Regions from separate parts of the Homo sapiens genome. Here region 2 is linked to region 1. Evidence: read pairs that join two places in POLR2A ChIA-PET (ENCODE). Cell type or tissue: HepG2. All regions are shown on one strand. Links, peaks and the distances in the headings refer to the core of each region. The heading gives the core; the rest is flanking DNA. Region 1 has its middle 67 kb from the start of DLG1. Region 2 overlaps BDH1 (3-hydroxybutyrate dehydrogenase 1).

Evidence for each region. Peaks named below come from ENCODE experiments on the same cell type or tissue, not always from the same donor. Only the 100,000 strongest peaks of a DNase experiment are listed, where the experiment ranks them.
Region 2: POLR2A ChIA-PET joins it to region 1 with 9 read pairs; 3 of 35 experiments call an interaction of 5 or more read pairs at or near these places.

Annotation. Positions count from the first base shown.
Region 1 is chr3:197,362,946-197,367,327 of GRCh38, forward strand. No RefSeq gene overlaps it. Among named protein-coding and RNA genes, the nearest start is that of DLG1, 67 kb to the left of the region's middle. RefSeq lists an enhancer at 953-1,521. In HepG2, for the core only: no CTCF peak of the experiment used is centred there; DNase peaks (open chromatin) are centred at 1,006, 1,506 and 1,906; H3K4me3 peaks cover 1,052 bases.
Region 2 is chr3:197,518,584-197,522,965 of GRCh38, forward strand. BDH1 (3-hydroxybutyrate dehydrogenase 1) reads right to left here. Exons shown (of 8, transcript NM_203314.3): 6 at 4,057-4,198. Among named protein-coding and RNA genes, the nearest start is that of LINC02012, 11 kb to the left of the region's middle. RefSeq lists enhancers at 2,229-2,934, 2,935-3,640. In HepG2, for the core only: a CTCF peak has its summit at 1,490; a DNase peak (open chromatin) is centred at 2,328; H3K4me3 peaks cover 1,609 bases.

The sequences.
Region 1 (4,382 bases), core at 302-4,301:
CCACCTTGTGTCTCTACTGACCACTCACTCCAGGTCAAGTTCTCCTGATTTAGCCTTCAGACTACTTTTCATTCCTGTTCTCTCCTCTCCATCTCCCCCGCCAGCACTCTACTGCATTAGAGGGCCTCATCGTCACTGTTGCAGGAGAGGCCTTATGGGTGTCTTGCTTTGTTAAAGATTTAGTGGAAAAGAAGGAATGGAGCTTGGAAAGGCCTGTTTTTGTTTGTTTGTTTGTTTTTTGTTTTGTTTTGTTTTGTTTTTCCAAGGACCAGTCTGGGAAAGATTGGTCTTGTAGAGAAGGAAATCGGGCATCTGCGAGGAAGCCAGACACAGGAGAGTGACTTCACGACCAGGAGGTCTTTTCTGAGAGCAAGTCATCTGAGCAGTTGCCAGGGAGAGTGAGACTCCCTAGGGGTCTTCTCGTCTTTTCCTGCTGCTCAGCAGCTCTCCTCTCACCCCTAGAAATCAAACCCTACTCTCCTAACATTTATTCATGCATTCACTCAAGTAACACTTCCTGAGCCTTTACCTTGCCTAGGGCCCTGGGTTGGACTCAGTCATAAAGGACCCAGAGATTAATAAGAGGTGTATCCTGCCCTCTCAGAGCAAATGATACAGTTGGGAAAGGTAGGTGTGTTGTTGGGAGACCAGGGCTCCCCAGAGAAGCAGGCCTCATTTTCTTCTGCCTCTATCTTGCCCCGTCAAAAGGAACCCAGTGAACTCAGCAGGAACACTGACTGCCACAGCAGGAACCTGAGGGAAAAGGTATGGTCTCGGGGCTGAAAGGCAGAAGGAAAATGCGCAACCTGTGCAACTGTTCCTAAAGACCCTGCTGCTGACGCATGCAGAGAATTGACCCTGAGCTGCCTGGAAGAGCAGAATCAAAGTGGTGGGAGGCTATGAGGAGGGAAGTCAGGAGCCAACGCTCGAGGGGAATCAAATCCAAGTGACTCTCGCCGACCTGTGGTCAGAAAACCAGCCCAGGAGTCAGAAGCTGGGAACAGGAAGAAGGCAAAGAATGGCAAAGAATGTAATAACATGGGCAATAGGAAATGCTTAGCTGGGAGTATTAAGGGCGTTTCTTATGGGGTTTGACTTCCTGGTGCAGACAAATGAGTGAGGCAAGAAAGGAATAGCTTATTGTGGAGGGGCTATTTTTTCTGTTTCTTCTTTTCTTACCTACAAATCTGTAGGGCAACAGGGGGCAGAAGCCGAATCAATAGTGGAAGTTACAGGGGTCTAATTGCAGCTAAACAAAAAGAGGAGATTGCTAGAACAACCACAGCTCCCTCACAATGAAGAGGCTCTCGGGGCCCGTCAGCTCTGTCATTCCTTTAAAGTGCTCAGACAGAAGCTGGGTAGCTCCCGTCAGGGATGGCGTGTGGTGGGGGAGTCAGGGGGCTGCTGATCATGGGCTCTGAGGGGATTCCCACTCTTACATTGCATTGAAGTGGGTTTTTGTTTGTTTGTTTCAGACACGGTCTTGCTCTGTCATCTAGCCTGGAGTGTAGTCACGAGATCAAGGCTCACTGCAGCCTTGACCTCCCAGGCTCAAGTACTCCTCCCACCTCAGCCTGCCAGGTAGCTGGTACTATAGGCACAGGCTCCCATGCCAGGTTAATTTTTCTTTTTTATCTTTTGTAGAGACGGGGTCCCACTGTCTTGCCCAGGTTGATCTAGAACTCTGGGGCTCAAGCGATCCTCCTGCCTCAGCCTTTCAATGTGTTGGGATTACAGGCAGGAGCCACTTTGCCCAGACACGTTAGAGTTTTGAGTGCCGTGTTTGACACAGTCTCACAGGATCGTCAGAGGTCTGTTCGACAGTTTGATGGCAGGGCCAGACTCAATAGGTGCTTAGAGTATGTGTGTGAATTCTTCTTAGTCTTTGATCTAGTTTAGCAAACATTTCCCTCTGCCCTTTCTCAGATCTCCAGCCTAATGGAGCACAAACAAGCTAGGGATGAGGGTAGAGGGCTGGGTGGCTGAGAGTCATCTCCATGCTGGCACCTGGCCCAGGGCATCAGGCTGGAAGTGTTTCCCATGTGCCGTAGTGGGAAGTAGTGGGAGGGTAAGGCTGGAAAGCACTGTCTAGAGAAGCTGTTTAGTTGCATCTCTGTCAGGACCACAAGCCCACAAAATGCCTTTGCATGGACTAGAAAAAGCACCCTTCTCACCGCCATATGGACACAGCTCATTTTGACTCAATGAGAGGAGGAGGTCTGGATTTCAATTCTTACTTGCCACTTCTCGTGCAGTAGATAACCTGCACAACGGTACTCAGTGGGCCCTGTCCACCATCCCACTGTCCCCTCCAATCTGTGTTCCTCCATGTGCTACAATCTCAGGACTGGACTTAAAGGAGAGCTGGAGCAATGAATAAGAATGAACGGGAGGCTCCAGGAATTGTTCCTTCTCAGAAATCAGCCATCTAGAAGGCACAAAGCCACACTAAGTCAGTGTCTAATATTAAGACTGCTATCTCTGCTTTTCTGGGCCTTTCCCAGAGCTGCCGAACACAGGGGAGGCTGAGGATAGAGGGATCCCTTCCAGGAACAAATTCCCAGATGCCTTCTTCCCTCACTAGTCCATTAAATGCACTTGCCCCTTTACTTCTACTGAAATACTTACGTGTTAAATAGCTTTCATTTATGTATAATATAGAGCTTCAATATCTGTCCATAATTTTATTCTGTCCTAAATTTCAAGTTCCTATAAAGTGCAGACTCTGCAATACATGAGTAATCGTGCTCAGTAACATGCCTGACAACTTGCCATTGGTGCTTTTAAATGATAATGATGATGGTGAAGCTCAAATTCCTCACCCTGTCATTCCATACCTTCCATCATCCAGCCCCGTAACCGACTCCCCTTCCTACCCCCATCATTTAGTTTCAACATCCTATATAACAGCCAAACTGGCCTGCATTCCTTAGACATCCCATCTCTGCTGTCTTAAGCTGTTTCTTTTATCTGCATATCCCTTTCGCCTTTCTTCTCTCCCTGAGTGTCTAAATCCACTCCTGAGTGTTTCTCTGGAGGGTCAACTCTAATACTGTTCCCCATGATATCCTTCCAGATTCCTTGTGCAGGAATGACCTGGTGTCTTTGCTCTCCCACGATTCTTCATTTCAACTTTTTTTTTTTTTTGAGACAGAGTCCTGCTCTGTCGCCCAGGCTGGAGTGCAGTGGCATGATCTCGGCTCACTGTGATTTCAAGTGATCCTCCTGCCTCAACCTCCTGAGTAGCTGGGATTACAGGCACCCGCCACCACGCCAGGCTAATTTTTGGATTTTTAGAGAGATGGGGTTTCTCCATGTTGGCCAAGCTGGTCTCAAACTCCTGACCTCAAGTGATCCACCCGCCTTGGCCTCCCAAAGGCCTGGGATTACAGGTGTGAGCCACCGCGCCTGGCCATTTCAACTTTTTATGGATAGAATTACATTTTCCCTTGTATCGTTGCTCTCTGAGCAAGTGACTGCTTCCCCCGGTAATCTGGGGCTCTGAGAGAAGAGGTTGTGTCTCTTCCACCTTCCTCTCTATAGGGTTCACCCCAGGGCTGGGCACCTGGTATTTAGTTCTGTGACCTGGACAAGTCCCATCCCTGCTCGTCAGTTAAGTGAGGGGTTGCATGAGATAATCTGTAAGGTGCAGGGTGGCTCTCTGGTCTGTAGCTCGCTAAATGCTCACTGAATGAATACAAGGTTGGAAGAGGGCAGCCCCCATCAGAGGAGGGAGCACTGGAGGATTTGCTATTTATAGAAGCCTGAAATTCTTGGATTGCCAAGAAGTTGGAAATTCAAACTGGTTAGTCCTGTGTACCAGATTTTTCTCTTCTCGTGAATGGGAATGGCATTAAGTGACTCAGAGTAGTTGGCACAAGGACACAATCTCTGTTCTTCAAAGTTGGCACTAAGAGCTCCTCCTGCGGTTCCCCTTCCTCTCCTCGAGCAGCAAAGGCGTGGTCCACAATGCCCACCCTGTGGGGTCTAGGGGTGCCCGGCTTGCTGACCTCCAGGCCCCCTCTGTGGCGAGGTTTGGACTGCATACATGGTGCAGGCCCCTCATCACTGGAGCTGCCAGGACAGCACTGGAGACCCTAAGCCAATACCTATTTTTGGCAATAATTATCAAGCATTTGTAAAAGCCCGGGTATGCTGGCAAATCTTTTTAAAATAAGAGCTTATTGTCTCCTCAGATTCCTGGCAGTGACCCAGCACGGTACAGTAGCTGTGATTCAAAGTGTGTAGGCACCCAGGGCCTGCGATGAGTCTTGGCAGCTGTTTAGTTCTCCCTCCTTGAACCCAGAGGGTCACAGCCACCGAGAGGAGGCATCCACACCCCATTCCCTCAGTCTTCCAGAATGCCACTGTGACCACATAGC
Region 2 (4,382 bases), core at 221-4,220, 160 kb after region 1:
CCCCCCCAATCAGTCACTTCCTGCTCTATGGTCTCCATCCCCCCTCAGGCCGACCCCCCCCATCAGTCACTTCCTGCTCTATGGTCTCCATCCCCCCTCAGGCTGACCCCCCCCATCAGTCACTTCCTGCTCTATGGACTCCATCCCCCCTCAGGCCGACCCCCCCCCATCAGTCACTTCCTGCTCTATGGACTCCATCCCCTCCTCAGGCCGACCCCCCCCATCAGTCACTTCCTGCTCTATGGTCTCCATCCCCTCCTCAGGCCGACCCCCCTCATCAGTCACTTCCTGCTCTATGGTCTCCATCCCCCCTCAGGCTGACCTCCCCGCCCCATCAGTCACTTCCTGCTCTATGGTCTCCATCCCCCCCTCAGTCACTTCCTGCTCTATGGTCTCCATCCCCCCTCAGGCCGACCCCCCAATCAGTCACTTCCTGCTCTATGGTCTCCATCCCCCGCTCAGGCACCCCCCATCAGTCACTTCCTGCTCTATGGTCTCCATCCCCTCCTCAGGTGGATCCCCCCATCAGTCACTTCCTGCTCTGTGGTCTCCATCCCACAGCATGGTAGGCCAGGCCTTTTCCAAGCTTCTCCCTTACTCCTCCACATATGTTCTGCTGCCTGTCAGCCTGCGAGCAGCTTGTGTTGAAATTCTTCCCATGCTCTTGTAGTGGTCTGATCCAGGCATGAGTGCTGGACGGCTCAGAGCACTCTCCCACTTCACAGATGGGCAAGCTGAGACCCACACAGGGGGCAGGTGCAAGCCCAAGATCACATTTCTAATAAGTGAAGCCCAGGTCAGGCGTGGTGGCTCAGGCCTATAATCCCAGCACTTTGGGAGTCCAAGGCAGGTGGATCACCTGAGGTCAGGAGTTTGAGACCAGCCTGGCCAACCTTGTGAAACCCCTTCTTTACTAAAAAAAAAAAAAAAATTAGCTGGGCATGGTGGCAGGCGCCTGTAATCCCAGCTCCTCGGGAGGCTGAGACAGGAGAATCACTTGAACCCGGGATGTGGAGGTTTCAGTGAGCCGAGATCGCACCATTGCACTCCAGCCTGGGCGGCAGAGTAAGACTCTGTCTCAAAAAAATTAATTAATTAATTAATTAATGTTGACTGACTGACTGGTAAGTGATGTGCCAAGATCAGGCCATGCCCACGGCCTGCTCTCGGGCCCACTGGCTCGGTGTCCCCTGGGGTGGGGACAGGGAGGGCTGGTCCCAGGCTCCAGATGTCCTGTCCCTCAGCGTCCTGCGGGGGTCGGGGCCGGTGGCAGATGGCTCTGTGGCTCTCACCAGACAATCTCCTTCATCTCGCCCCCGTGGCTGGCTCCCCGGGCTTTGGCAGCAACTGTTCCACAGAGCCAGGCTGCAGGGCGTCAAACTCGCCAACCAAATGTGCCCCCCCGGTGGAGAAGGGGAAGAGGACCCTTCTGACATGTCCTGCATGGGGTGTGGGTCGGTGGCGGCCACTGCGGGTCGGAACGCTCTGGGAGGGTGCTCCCTGGAGTTCACAGCCGGCATTGCCTGAGGGGGAATTGCCAAGGCAAGGCCAAGACATGGCAGAGTGGCAGAGTGTGGAGGGGAAGCAGGGAGAGGGAGGAGAGGGAGACGGGAAGAAAGCGAGAGCAGGAGATGGGGGACACGCCACTGCATATCTGACGGATGTACTGTTTTCTTCAGACCTAAAAGTCTTCAAATCCTTTTCCAAAAAAAAAAAATGCAGTATCGGTTAAGGAAGTTGATGGTGAGAGGTTCATCCAGCCCTCCGGAATGCCCGGCGTGGGAAAAGCAGCAGGGAAAGGTCTGCGCGTCAGGCTGGTGCTGGGGTTGGAGCCCAGATCCCCGGGCAGGGGGTGAGTGCCTCCCCTCTGTGTGGGCCGGGGCCCACCCTGCCTTGTAGGTTAGGCTGCCTGGCCAGTCCAGTACAGACAATGGAAGTGATTCTGCCCCAGAGTCAGGGGGGCAGGGGACGAGGACCGCCAGCCTGAGCAAGCCGGCCTGGTGCGTTCTCTGCTTGGGTCTCCGGTGATGACGCCTTTCCACGGGCATTTTAGATCACCACAAAACCCACGCTATAATCAAGTGGCTTTATGGTGCCGATGCAGCTGTTTTCCTGCCCAGTAGTTTATGAAGGAAAATATAGCAGCTGCCCAGGGAAGGTGGGAGGGAGGAGAATTTACCGCCAGGGAAGGGCGAAGCAGGCTGCAGGTTCTGAGCCGGTAATCACCCCAGCGGGACCCATCCTGCCTTTTCTTAATGGGCTGGCTCTGCCTGTTAATTATTAAACAGATGTTCAGCGAGAACAGAGAACAGAGAGGCCTGTGAATGGCCTGTTGGGAGGATGGGAGCGACAGTGGGCTGATGAGGTGGCACATCAGAGACAGGCAGAGGAGCGGCATCACCGACAGCCACACACGCAGCCTCTGAGGCAGCTGCTGTGACAGACAGCACATCCATCTGGCTGATACAGGCTCAGCAGAGCTCCCCGCATGGGATCTGGTCACTCCTGCCTTTTCCGCCTCCTTCCCCAGCCACTGAAGTAGCTGCTCCTGAGAGCTGCCCCACCCCATTCTGAGGGAAAGCAGAGGCCTGAATGACGCACACCCTTTCTGCCTGGGCTGTCAGGGAGCTCAAAGGTAAACTTCATAGATTCGCTTCTCCAGATGCTGCTGGGCGGCCCGGCTCCAGGGAGCTCCATCCCCCACTGCTGTATTCTACATGAATGGCACCCCGAGGTTGCAGACAGAGCTCCTCCCACAAGGCCCTCCACTGGCTGAACTGGAAGGATATTTTAGTCCTTATGCTACTGGAACTTTCTGTAGCTTTTGACCCTGTTGGCTACTGGTACTGCCCTCTCCTCCAAACTTTCTGTTGTTTAGCCTCTGGGGAACTGTATCCAACCTCTCTGACAGCTGCCTCTCCCCCTCCTCTGATCCCCGAACACTCACATTCCCAGGGGTCCCTCTGTGCATCTCCCCGACTCCCAGTGTCACCTGCCGTGGGCACCTGCTCTTCTAGCCTGGACATTCCCTCAGGGTGGGCGCTTCAGTGTCTCCCTATCTCCCCACCTGCTCCTGCAGTGCGGGGCACCAGGTGTCCAGGACAGAGACTTCGCGCCTCACCTCATCCCCACATCCAAGTCACCAAGTCCAGGCAGCTTCGCCTTCTCAACACTCCTCGCACCTGACCCTTCCTGTTTCCCAACACCTACCACCCTAGTTCCGGAGTCCAGAACCCATGTTTAACTCCCGCTTTGAATCCACCTTCACATTGCCACTGCCATCCTCAGAGGGAGATTCACAAGTCTCACAATGACCAGGCCATTCCCTCAGGATGACCCCTTCAGTGGCTCCCCAGTGCCATTGGGAGACCAGCCATGTTCCCTCGCCTGGGATCCAAGACCTCCCTCCCCAACCTCCTTTGCTGCCACCCCCTCTGCGTGACCTGACCCATGACTCATATTGAGGTGCCGGCTAATCCCACCACTTGACCAACAGCCCCCGCTACCCTCCCCGTGCTCCTCGAAGCTGTGGTTCCTGCTCTCCCCTCCTCTTGGAACAACCATATCTGCTCTCTGCCACAATCTGCCTTAACTGGCCTATTTCCACTGCGCCCCCATGGCTGGACTGACCCCTCCTTCCTGTGCTGCTCTGCCTCTCTCAATGCACGGCTCCCTGATTTTGAACTCAGTCCTCCGGCTGAACTATGAGGTCCTGGGGACAGAATGTGCCTTGACCATCTTTGTGTCCCTGGCACCCAACCCAGCTCCTGGGCCAGAGGGGGCATCAATGGGCATTGGCTGAACTGACCTGAATCAGTGCGTAGCCACCTAGCACTCCGTGAACTCTGAAATCACCTCCTGACTGTATTTTTCCATTGCCCTATTGCACGTGTATGTTTAGTGTAATCCTCTTCCTCCTACTGTGCAGGAGGAAGAGCCTAAACAATAAGGAAGGGAGTGTGGTGGCAGGATGCCAGCCAGTGGAAGGTGGTGTTCGGCAAGTGCCCCTTGGAATGGCCCCATACACAACCCCTGCCGTCCGAAGGGGCGCCCTACCTTTCTCAGGGTCCTTCAGGCTCGAGCGGACAATCTCCACCACTTTCTCCACCTCTTCGCTGCTGCAGACATTGAGCTGGACGGTTCTCAATCGGTCACTGTTTAGGCTGTCCAGCTCCTTGACCCCATCATGGCCTTTGTCCTGGGGAGGAGAGAAGAGCTGCTTCTACCTCCTTCCTTCCCACCCTGAGGCAGACCCTGAGGACTCCTGTCAAGGCAGGAGCTGGCCTCAAGTCCCAGCCAAAGCCTCAGGCATACTGGCAACTGCCCATGGGCCTGGCCCACCAGCATGCGGTTCTTTTTAATCCTGAGCACTGATGACCTAT